Regions from separate parts of the Homo sapiens genome. Here region 1 is linked to region 2. The links are chromatin contacts, found by Hi-C or POLR2A ChIA-PET in ENCODE. All regions are on one chromosome and are shown on one strand. Each heading gives the region's core, a stretch centred on a gene start or an enhancer-like site at or near the end of the contact. The rest is flanking DNA. Distances are from core to core; before and after follow the strand shown. Region 1 holds the start of MRPL27 (mitochondrial ribosomal protein L27). Region 2 overlaps SAMD14 (sterile alpha motif domain containing 14).

Region 1 (4,996 bases), core at 773-3,272, 260 kb before region 2:
TATGTGCTATCAAATAATTCCCTAAAAGGAAAAGAGACATATGACACAGACTGGAGCATTCAATTCAGTCCACTAGCTGTGTTCCATAGCCAGGCTTTATGACATAAATATAAGATATAGAGAATACAGAAACAGAGAAATATGACATGGCCCCAACACATTCAATCTGGAACTCTAACTCCTGGTAATCTAACAGGAATCCTCCTCAAATTCTTTCCAGGTCAAGCTGAAGTATAAACAAAGTAGAGTTACCATTACAAAATTTTAATGGGGGGAGGTGGTAACAAGATTTAACACCTCCAACCCCTTGTTTATCTTCACGTTTGAAATGGAGATGTCAAAAGTTCTTCTTTTTTTTTTTTGAGATGGAGTCTCACTCTGGCACCCACGTTGGAGTGCAGTGGCACAATCTTGGCTCACTGCAACCTCACTCCCAGGTTCAAGTGATTCTCCTGCCTCAGCCTAGCTGGGATTACAGGCGCCCCACCACCACACCTGGCTAATTTTTGTATTTTTAGTAGAGATGCGTTTTCATCATGTTCGCCAGGCTAGTCTTGAACTCCTGACCTCAAGTGATCCGCCCGCCTTGGCCTCCCAAAGTGCTGAGATTACAGGTGTGAACCACTGCACCTGGCCAAAAACTGTTCTTTTTAAAAATTGAGATATAGGCTGGGCATGGTAGCTCATGCGTATAATCCCAGCACTTTGGGAGGCCAAAGCAGAAGGATCACTTGAGCCCAGGAGTTCGAGAACAGCCTGGGCAACATAGTGAGAACTCGTCTCTACAAAAAAATACAAAAATTAGCTGGGTATGGTGGCTCACACCTGTAGTCCCAGATACTCAGGAGGCTGAGGTGGGAGGATTGCTTGAGCCTGGGAGGTCAAGGCTGCAGTGAGCTGTGATTGTACGACTGCACTCCAGCCCGGGTGACAGAGTGAGACCCTGCTTCAAAAGAAAAATAAAATAAAAATAAAAATAGAGATATAATTTGCACAGCATAATATCCTTTTAAAAGTGTACATTCAGTAGATTTTAGTATATTCACAATGTTGTGCAACCATCATCACTATTTTATCACCTCAAAAAGAATTCCTGCAGCCATTAAGCCGTCACTGTCCTTTCCCTCCCTCCCCAGCTCCTGGCAACCATAAATCTGTCTCTATGCATTTGCCTATTCTGGATATTTCATATAAATAGAATCATACACTATGTGGCCTTTTGTGATTGACTTTTTTCACTCAGCTTGTTTTCAAGGTTTATCTATGATGTAGCCTGTATCAGTAGTTAATTGCTTTTCATGACTGAATAATATTCCACTGTATGGATATGCTACATTTTGTTTATCCATTCATCACTTGGACATTTAATTTGTTTCCTTTTTTTGCCTGTTATGAATAATGCTGCTATGAACACTGACATACAAGTTTTTGTGGGGGTATGTTTTCAAATCCCTTTCGTGTATATACCTAGGAGTAGAATTGCTGGGTCATATGCAAAGCTAATCATTTCTTGAACATTTACTAACACTGTAGGTATGACCCAGAAGGAGACATGTAACCTGCCTAGGCCTCAGTTTCTTCCTTAGTAAAACAGGGATGGTAACAGCACCCATTTTATAAGGTAGTGAGAATTAAATAAAATAATGCATCCACCGCGCTTAGTACAGCATCTGGCACACAGCTGGCTAAGTAGAGTAAGTTGAATGACTAGGGAGGGGGCCTCATCTCTGACCCTTCGCTGGGCCTCCGTTGACATCTGCAAATCAGGGGAGTGGGACAAGCGGGCCCCTGCCCGACAAGCTCTGCGCCTCTCAGGCTGGCGGTCCGCTGCAGAGGCTCCTGGACACCTTAGCCACCAAGATTCTGCAGAGCGGTGTTCAGGAGGGAAGCCCTGCCCAATCCGCAGGCCTGCGACCGGGGACGCTCACCTGCAACTTCTCCCGCCACTCTTTCAACTGCCACGCAGGGCCCGGAAGTAGATCTCCTGATAGCGGAAGTAGAAACTTTTCGAGACCGGAAGTGAGTGATCGAAAGCATGGCGTCGGTGGTGTTGGCGCTGAGGACCCGGACAGCCGGTAATGGGACGCAGTAGTCAGAGCGGGGTGAGGCGGGGAGGCAGAGTGGAGCTCCAGCAGGGAGGGAAGGAGGTGACACTGATCCCCGCGGAGGACCTTGGATGCGAGGGGAAGTGTGTGGGGTACTCCAGGTTTGAGGGACGGTGTCGCTGGTCACGTGACACATCCTGGGTGGAGCCGTGAGTGAGGGCGTTTGAAGAGCACTTGTCTTTCTCCTGCCTCAGCAGCACGGACGGGTTCCTTGGCGGTTGGGGATTTGGGTGGGTCCTTTCTCTGTAGAAGTATTAGTAACATTGGCATATTGGGGTTGAAAAAATTAATCTATTGATTCAGCAGATTGAGGTCTTACTTTGTGCTAGACACGGCGGTAGGTGTTCGGAAAATCAGCAGAAAACGTGAAGACTTGGCTTCTAGCCCCCGAACGGTTCTCTCTGGTGCATAAGGCAATAAATGAACATATAAAGTAGATGTAGACTGGCAAGTGCTGTGAAGAAGGATAATGTGTGTCTGTGTGTGTGTCTTTTTTTAGATTGGACGGTGAAGGAAGGCTTCTGAGGAGATAACATTTAAAACCTAAAGAATGACAGGCGGGGCGTGATGGCTCACGCCTGTAGTCCCAACACTTTGGGAGGCCTAGGTGGGCGGATCGCTTGAGCCCAGGAGTTCAAGACCGACTGGGCAACATGGCAAAACCCCATCTCTACAAAAAATACAAAAATTAGCTGGGTGTAGTGGCGCTTGCCTGTGGTCTCAGATACTCAGGAGGCTGAGGTGGGAGGATCACCTGAGCTCGGGAGGTCGAGGTTGCAGTGAGCTATGTTCATACCACTGCACTCCAGCCTGGGTGACAGAATGGGGCCCTATCCCCCCCCCCCAAAAAAAAAAGAATGACAGGAGACCTAGACCTGTGTAGAGTGAGGGACAGGAGAGTGACTTGAGCCAGTTTTACATTTTGAGAAGCAAACTATTGCTCTTATGTAAATTTAAAGGGGATAGGAGTGGAAATGAGGAAATCAAATGGAAAGTCGTAATAGCCCTGAGGAGAGATGATTTAGCCAAGATGTTTGTGGTGGCAGTGAACTTGGAGGAAAACGGATGAATTTGAGATCTGTTTTGGAGTTAGCATCCACAGAGCTTGCTGGTGAACAATATGTGAGGACAGCAAAGAGAAGGAATCTGCAATGACTCTGGTTTCTGCCTAAGCAACTGGATGAATGGTGGTACCATTTACTTTGAGGAGGAGGATGGGGAGTAGGGTGAAGAGCAAAGATTTGTGAGTGAGATAATGTAAGTAAAGTAAAAGCCCAGCTCCTGAGCTTAGTAAGTATGTAAATGAATGAATAGATGTTTAAAGGTAGGTAGATCCTGGCGCCGGGCATGTTTTAACATGTTGTCTTTCTGAGTCCTTATCTCTGGTCCTTTGCCCCAGCTAGTCTCTGGTGTCATGGAAATGTCAGAAACCCAGGCTTCAGGAACTCTGAACTTATAGGCTCCAGAGACCCACAAGGCTTCTCTAAAGACACTGGCATGGACCTTAAATCATGGCTGTGTCTGGAGACCTGCAGGCAAGGAGTTGCACCCCTAGGCTTGTCATACAGCAAGGGACTACCATCTTAGTATGAATTTTAGTTCATTTTACTTCTGCAAATGAATGCTATTGAGCACTTTGGAATGAGTATGGAGAGGTCAGATTAACAAGGGCAGTGTGTGGGTCATGGTTGGACCTCTGCTTGATGTGCTTTGAGAAGAAAGGGCCCAGCCTTCTGAAATGGCCAGGACCCTGTGGGAGCCACTTTTAGGCCAGCCATCCTTTTGGTTTACTAGTATTTGGTGAGCAGTGGATGAGTGGACAGCTGAGAAAGTCATGGGTGAGGCCTGTAATCCCAACACTTTGGGATCACCTGAGGTCAGGAGTTCGAGACCAGCCTGGCTAACATGGTGAAACCCCGTTTCTACTAAAAATACGAAAAATTAGCTGGGCGTGGTGGCGTACACCTGTAATCCCAGCTACTTGGGAGGCTGAGGCAGGAGAATCGCTTGAATCCGGGACGCGGAGGTTGCAGGGAGCCAGGACTATGCCATTGCACTCCAGCTTGGGCAACAAGAGTGAAGCTCCGTCTTTAAAAAAAAAAAAGAAAGAAAGTCGTGGGTGAGCCTGAAACCGAAGCCTTTCTGGATGTACTGGGCTCCCCAAGTCTGTTCTGGCCCCTCCGTGGTGCATGAGGGTGAGTGAGCCTCTGAAGCAGGCAGCTCTCTGGTGTCCATTTCTCCTCAGCACATTTAGACTGAATGTGTCAGAACCCAGAACACATGATGTTTATTTTTTTCCATTTGTGTTTCACTGCTCCCCCGCCCCCTCCCCCAAAAGGAGAAAGCCAAGGACTTAGAGGTATTCCCTGAGAACTAATACACTCAGTGGCACTTCTGCTCCCCTGACACAGCTTTCTCATCTCCCCACCGCCTCTCACGTATCAGCATGTGGCCCATTGAGGCAGAAATAGTTTGAGCCTGTCTGTCTGAACAATGTTTCTGTTTTCTCTGCAGTTACATCCTTGCTAAGCCCCACTCCGGCTACAGCTCTTGCTGTCAGATACGCATCCAAGAAGTCGGGTGGTAGCTCCAAAAACCTCGGTGGAAAGTCATCAGGCAGACGCCAAGGCATTAAGAAAATGGAAGGTGAGGATGTGCCTTGGCTTCCCCTTCCTAGCTGCACCCTGTCCTCATGTTCCTTAGGAGAGCAGAAGAACCCTGCGTGTGCCTGGCCCTGTTCTTCCTTACCATCATAATTGGCTCCAGTTTAAAGGAACGGATAAGACCTGAGGAAGGGTCATCGAGTGGGTGGGTGTGAGCCATAACCATGCAATTAGAGACAAGAGCTGCTGGGTGGCAGATCCTGCGCTGCTTGTGTTGGACTGTCTGGG
Region 2 (5,760 bases), core at 3,261-5,760:
AGCCTGGCCATCTGGGCCAGGGCCAGTGCTCTTAGCCATAGTCATGTAAGAGGAGGAATCTGTTGGGAACACAGAAAGGGTGGGCTGGGCCCCTCAGGCCTTGAATAGAGAGCTGAATAGCATGGACTTTATATTGTTAGCTTTGGGACCCCTTCTGCGAGAGTTTCAAAAGCAGGAGAGTATGGGACATGGTCAGAAATGTGCTTCAGGCCGGGCGCGATGGCCCACACCAGTAATCCCAGCACTCTGGGAGGCCAAGGCGGGCAGATCACTTGAGGCCAGGAGTTCAAGACCAGCCTGACCAACATGGCGAAACCCCATCTCTACTAAAAATACAAAAGTTAGCCAGGTGTGGTGGCACACACCTGTAGTCCCAGCTACTTGGGAGGCTGAGCCAGGAGAATCGATTGAGCCTGGGAGGTGGAGGTTGCAGTGAGCTAAGATCATGCCACTGCACTCTAGCCTGGGTGGCAGAGCAAGATTCTGTCTCCACAAGAAAAAAAAAAAAGAAAGGTGCTTCAGAAAGTTTCTTCTAGTCACATGGAAGGTACGAGGAGGAGCCAGACAGGAGGCAGGGAGCGAAGGAGGGATAGTTGCATGTTTTGGGGTGGCAGGGGGTGGGAGGTGGGGGCAGCTCCCCTCCACTCAGGTGAAGGCCTGAGCTAAGGCAGTTCGGTCCAGAGGAGAGGAGAGCCCAGGTTCCATGGGTGTGAGGAGGCCAATCAACAGAACATTTTTCTTTCATTAAAAGGGTGTGCTAAGCACCTACTGTGTGCCAGGCACTGTTCTCTGCCTGTGGTAGAGCAGTGAACAAAGCAGAAACCTGTCCTCATGGAGCTGACATTCTAATGGGTGGAGAAAGACCATAAATGATATAAGCAAAATATATAGCATGCCAGAGAATGAGAAATGATATAGGAAAAAAACAGGAGTGGAGTTTTGGAGTGGGGGGGCTATTATAAATTGGGTGGTCAGGGAAGGCCTCAGTGAGAGAAAGCATTTAAGCGAAGACTTGAAGGAAGTGAGGGAGAGAACCACGCAGAAATCTGTGGAAAGAGCCTTGCAGAAAAAGGGCAGAGGAGGTGCAAAGGCCCTGCAATGCAGGCTGGCTTGTGTGAGGATGAGCCAGGCGGCCAGGATGGTTGGAGTGGAGGGACAGGAGTAGTGCTCAGACAGGCAAGGGAGCATAGGCTGACTCTGGAAGGCCACTGGGAGAACTTTGACTCTTAATCTGCATAAGATGGAAGTCACTGGAGGGTTCTGAACAGGGGAGTGATATAAACTGACACGTTTGATCAGGATCACTCTGGCTGCTGTGTTGAAAATAGACTAGATGGGAAAGGGAGACGGAAGGAAGACCAGCTAGGAGGCTGTTTGTAATAATCCAGGCTAAAAGATGATGGCAGTTTAGACCTTCTGGTCTAAGAGACTGTGAATTCTCCCTCTCACTTCCCTCCCTTTCCTCCCATCCTCTCCCCTCTTTTTCTTTCCTCTCCTCTCCTCTCCCTTCCTCTGCTCTCCTCCCTTTCTCTCCATATGTACGCATGTATAGGAGTATGTGTATACATTCGCATACACAAACAATAATTTATTAAGGAAAATCTCAAACAGATTCAAAATTAGAGATTACAGCAAAGTGTAGTCTATCATGCACTCAAGAACTCATTACCCAGCCTCAACAATGACCTAGTCATAGCCAGTCTAGTTTCATATCTATCCCATCCACGCCCTCCCCCTATTGCCCTGGATTATGTGGAACCTAGTCCAAAACATCATATCCCTTCACCGTAAATATTTCAGTATGTCTAGCTATTTTTTGAAAGTAGAGCTAACAGGAATTGTGGATGAATCCGTTTGTAGGATGGTAGGGAAAGCAGTGAAGAATGACTCCAGGGGTTCAGCTGAGCAACTAGAAGAATGGAGCTACTGTTCACCAAGACTGGGAGGAGCAGCTCTGGGGTGGGAGAGATCAGGAGATTGCAGCACCTGTAGGCTGAAGACCCCTGGTGGACATCAAAGTGGAGGTGTCAACTAGACAGTTGGACATGAATTACCAACTGGGTCTGGGGCTGAGAGAGAAGAAGGGTAGCTTAGGGCTGTCTGACTCGGGCGACTTGGGTGGACAAGGGGGCTTTTCACTGAGTCAAGGAAGAGAGTAGAAGCTGGTTTGAGGTTACATGATCGGTTCATTTTGATGAGTTGAGCTTGAGACACCTTGGGGTCTTTGACGTGGTAACTTCCTTGGCAGGTGCCTGAGTGCCCACACTCAGAATTCAGGGGAGGGTGTCAAGGCTGGAAATAGAAATAGGTGGTAGTTAAGCCAGGAGAGCAACTGGGGTGGCTTAGGGGTTGTCTACAGAACGAAACAGGAGCAGACAAGGCAGGGTGGGCATGAGTGACAGAATAGGGCCCCTGAGATCATGCTGGGTGGAGTGGGGAGGAAAAGTCTTGACCCATCTTGAAGCCTGGGAAGACTCTTTCTGTTTGGAGACCCCAGTGCCAAGCTCAGCACTGGTACAGCATGAGGGCTTCATTCCGAGGTGCAGCACGTGACAAGTGGAGCTATGAGCAATAAGGACTTTAACGCTGGACCCACTGGGTCTGCCCACTCTTCCTCCATGTCCTCATGCAAGATCTAGCACAGGGCCACAGACCCAGGACAGAAGAGAGGTTTCGGGGACTATGGGGCTTTCCTTCCTGCCACTGCCAGTGGATTCTGGGGGTGTCCCTTTGCTCCACTCCAACTGCAAGCCCTCTAGATGCTCAGCAGTGCTATCTCTGAGTGAGACCCTGCGCGTGGCACAGCAAGCCAGTGTCCCCAGTAGGGCCAGTCTCTAGAGCCAGCCTAGCCAGGCTCAAATCCTGGACCATTGCTAGCTGGTGGCTTTAGTCAAGTGACTTAACCTCTCTGAGTTTTAGTTTGCTCAGCTGTAAAGTATGCATAGTAACTGTCCTAACCCCACCGGGTTGTTTTGAGTGAGAGATGATGTATGTACACTGTCTGGTGTGTAGTAAGTGTTTCTTAAATGGTGGCCATTATTTCCATCATCTCTCCAGCCTCATCCCTCAACCCTTCTCTCCACAAAGCTACCCTCCAACTGTCCCTGGAGGTACCACCCTTGTTTCCCTACTTCCTAGCATTGCATATACCTGTTTTGCCCACCTCATCTCTTACAGACTCCTACCCAGACGTTAAAACCCAGCTTTGGTGTTTCCTCCTCTGATGCATCCAAACAGGGCTGCCGTTCCTCCGTGTCTACAGGAGGGTTCATCACACGGCGCTGTATTTTAGCGCCGGCATTTCTGCTTCCCCTGCACACCCGCCCACTCCCACCTGAGACGGGGAGACACCCTGTTTTTCATCTGTCTGTGCTCCCAGCACTCAAGAACACGGGTTGAATGCCTGGGGTGTGGGTGCAGGTGGCCCCTGAGGTGGGCCTCTGGGCTTGCCGTCACCTCTCATGTGTCTGGTCTCTGCTCCCCTCCCCCGGTTCGCAGACCTGGACTTGGCTGTGCCAGAGACGGCCAGACTGGACAGCAGTTTACACAAGGCCCGGGCCCAACTGTTGGCCAAGGGCCGGAGACACCGGCCATCCCGCTCCAGGCTTCGGGACAGTGCCAGCTCCGCGGAGGATGGTGAAGGCTCGGATGGGCCCGGAGGCAAGGTTGGGGCAAGTTAGGAAAACACATATACACCCTCCCACCCCTCCCTCTCCTCCCACCCCTGGATAATCTCTCCAGAGTGCTCTTCCAGGGAAACCACATCCCCAGACTCCTGACCTAGTAATGCTGCCAAGTGTTAGCTGCAGTTCACTTCTGGCTCATTTAATCCTGTGTAAAGAAGATATTATTAGCCCCATTTTACAGCTGAGGAAACTGAGGCCCTGAGAGGTCCAGGAGCAAAGTCACAGTAAGTGAAGGAGGGGGAATTCAGCCCCAGCCTGTGTGACTCAAAGTTCCTGTTTCCCACCTCTCACTCTCCAGCCACCCCGCTGCCTAAGGCATGAGGAAACCCTCCCTCTAGGCCCCGGAAGGACCCTCAGGGCCCGCAGTTTACAGGGTGAAAGTCTCCCAGCTCCTCCGGGAAGGGAGGAGGAGGGTTCTCGGTGAGCGGCTGCCCCCTCGTCCAGGTGACCGATGGCTGCGGGAGCCCCCTGCACCGGCTGCGCTCGCCTTTGCACTCAGGCCCGGGGTCCCCGGCCGGGGGCTCTTTCTGCCTGGATCCTCCGGGGTTGCGGCGCAGCCTGGACGAGGACGAGCCGCCGCCCTCGCCGCTCACACGCTACCGGCCCCTGCACAACGCTGCGTCGCACGAGGGCCTGGCCGCCGCCTCCTGCTCTCCGCCGCGCTCCGCGCCCTCCTCCGACAGCTCCCCCAGCTTCGTGCGCCGCCACCCGCGCGCAGAGCCGCACAGCGAAGGTGAGAGGCGGCCAGCGCCGCACCTCCTGCTGGTCGCTCCCGGGCGCAGCAGCCCTCCCGGTCCCGGCGCGCACCGCAGCCGCGGAAGGGGCAGCTGAGCAGGGTGGCTGGGGGAGGTGAAGAGTAAACGCCGCCGCTCACTCATTCTTTACCGAGCGCCTACTAAGTGCCAGATCCTGTGGGCTCTGGGACACCCAGGTGAGCAAACACATGCAGTCTTTATCATCATAGTGGTTTAGTGGAGAAACAATCAAATCAGGCCTGGCTGGCGGCTCACGCCTGTAATCCCAACACCTTGGGAGGCCGAGATGGAGGATCGCTTGAGCCCAGGAGTTCGAGACCAGCCTGGGCAACATAGCGAGACCGTCTCCAGAAAAAATTAAAAAATTAGCCCCGCGTGGTATGCACCTGTAGAACCAGCTACTTGGAAGGCTGAGGCGGGAGGATAGCTTGAACCCGGGAGTTTTGAGCTGCAGTGAGCTATGATCACTCCTTGCCTCAAAAACAAAACAAAACAAAAACCCAATCAAATCATCCCTTAACTAAATGTCTAGTTATAAACTATAACAAGTGCTATTTGGGAAATGTGTGCGGCAGCATGGCGGGAGAGCATACACCAGGATGCTTGGCCTGGCTAGGAACATCCTGGAAATGACATTTGAGCCAAGTTTGGAAGGTTGGTTAGATGTTGGCCAGGATAGGCCGAGTGCAGTGGCTCACGCTTGTAATCCCAGCACTTTGGGAGGCCGAGGCGGGTGGATCACCTGAGGTCAGGAGTTCGAGACCAGCCTGGACAACATGATGAAACCCTGTCTGAACTAAAAACACAAAAAATTAGCCGGGTGTGGTGGCGGGCGCCTGTAATCCCAGCTACTCAGGAGGCTGAGGCAGGAGAATTGCTTGAACCCGGGAGGTGGAAGTTGCAGTGAGCCAAGATCACGCCATTGCACTCCAGCCTGGGCAACAAGAGCAAAACTCTGTCTCAAAAAAAAAAAAAAAAAAAAAAGTTGGCCAGGATAAAATTGAGTAAATGGTAGTGATTCCTACCTTTTTGGAACGTTTTATAGTTTGTAAAAGGCTGTCATAAGCATCCCATTAGGTCCCATGAAGCAGGTAGATGTTATTATCCCCATATTTAAAATGGAGGAAGGCCAGAGAGGTAAAGTGGCTTATCCTAGGACACCCAGCTAGTGAAGGCCACCAGAGCCAGGATGCCTGATTCTAAGTCAAGAGAATTTCTACCACCCCACACTGGCAGCCGAAGGAGGCAGGCAGGGCAGCAAACAGGCAGTTTCCTTCCTTCTCTCCCTGGAAAGATGACAGCCGTGACGCCAGTCCTCC

What was found. A loop is a pair of places that touch in the nucleus more often than their neighbours do. ChIA-PET counts read pairs that join two places held with the same protein, here RNA polymerase II (POLR2A). Pooled maps may share reads with other maps.
Region 1: a loop to region 2 is called in a pooled map, with 2.7 times the contacts of the local background. The contact joins the promoter of MRPL27 here to the enhancer-like site in region 2. A Hi-C loop is called at or near these places in 1 of 168 maps with a recorded cell type or tissue (heart left ventricle) and 1 of 50 pooled maps. POLR2A ChIA-PET finds 5 or more read pairs at or near these places in 5 of 52 experiments (HEK293, IMR-90, Panc1 and 2 more).

Annotation. Positions count from the first base shown.
Region 1 is chr17:50,370,210-50,375,205 of GRCh38, reverse strand. It overlaps MRPL27 (mitochondrial ribosomal protein L27), which reads left to right and starts at 2,022. Exons shown (of 4, transcript NM_016504.3): 1 at 2,022-2,075; 2 at 4,620-4,751. The coding sequence starts at 2,036. It overlaps EME1 (essential meiotic structure-specific endonuclease 1), which reads right to left and starts at 1,977. Exons shown (of 9, transcript NM_152463.4): 1 at 1,929-1,977; 2 at 1-21. RefSeq lists enhancers at 1,659-1,878, 2,019-2,488 and a silencer at 4,272-4,433.
Region 2 is chr17:50,116,066-50,121,825 of GRCh38, reverse strand. SAMD14 (sterile alpha motif domain containing 14) reads left to right here. Exons shown (of 10, transcript NM_001257359.2): 3 at 3,499-3,665; 4 at 4,131-4,419; 5 at 5,736-5,760. Among named protein-coding and RNA genes, the nearest start is that of SAMD14, 11 kb to the left of the region's middle. RefSeq lists a silencer at 4,292-4,581 and an enhancer at 5,424-5,760. Within about 2 kb of position 4,510, at least 2 of the 41 ENCODE cell types and tissues checked have a DNase peak (open chromatin) inside an H3K27ac peak, as active enhancers do.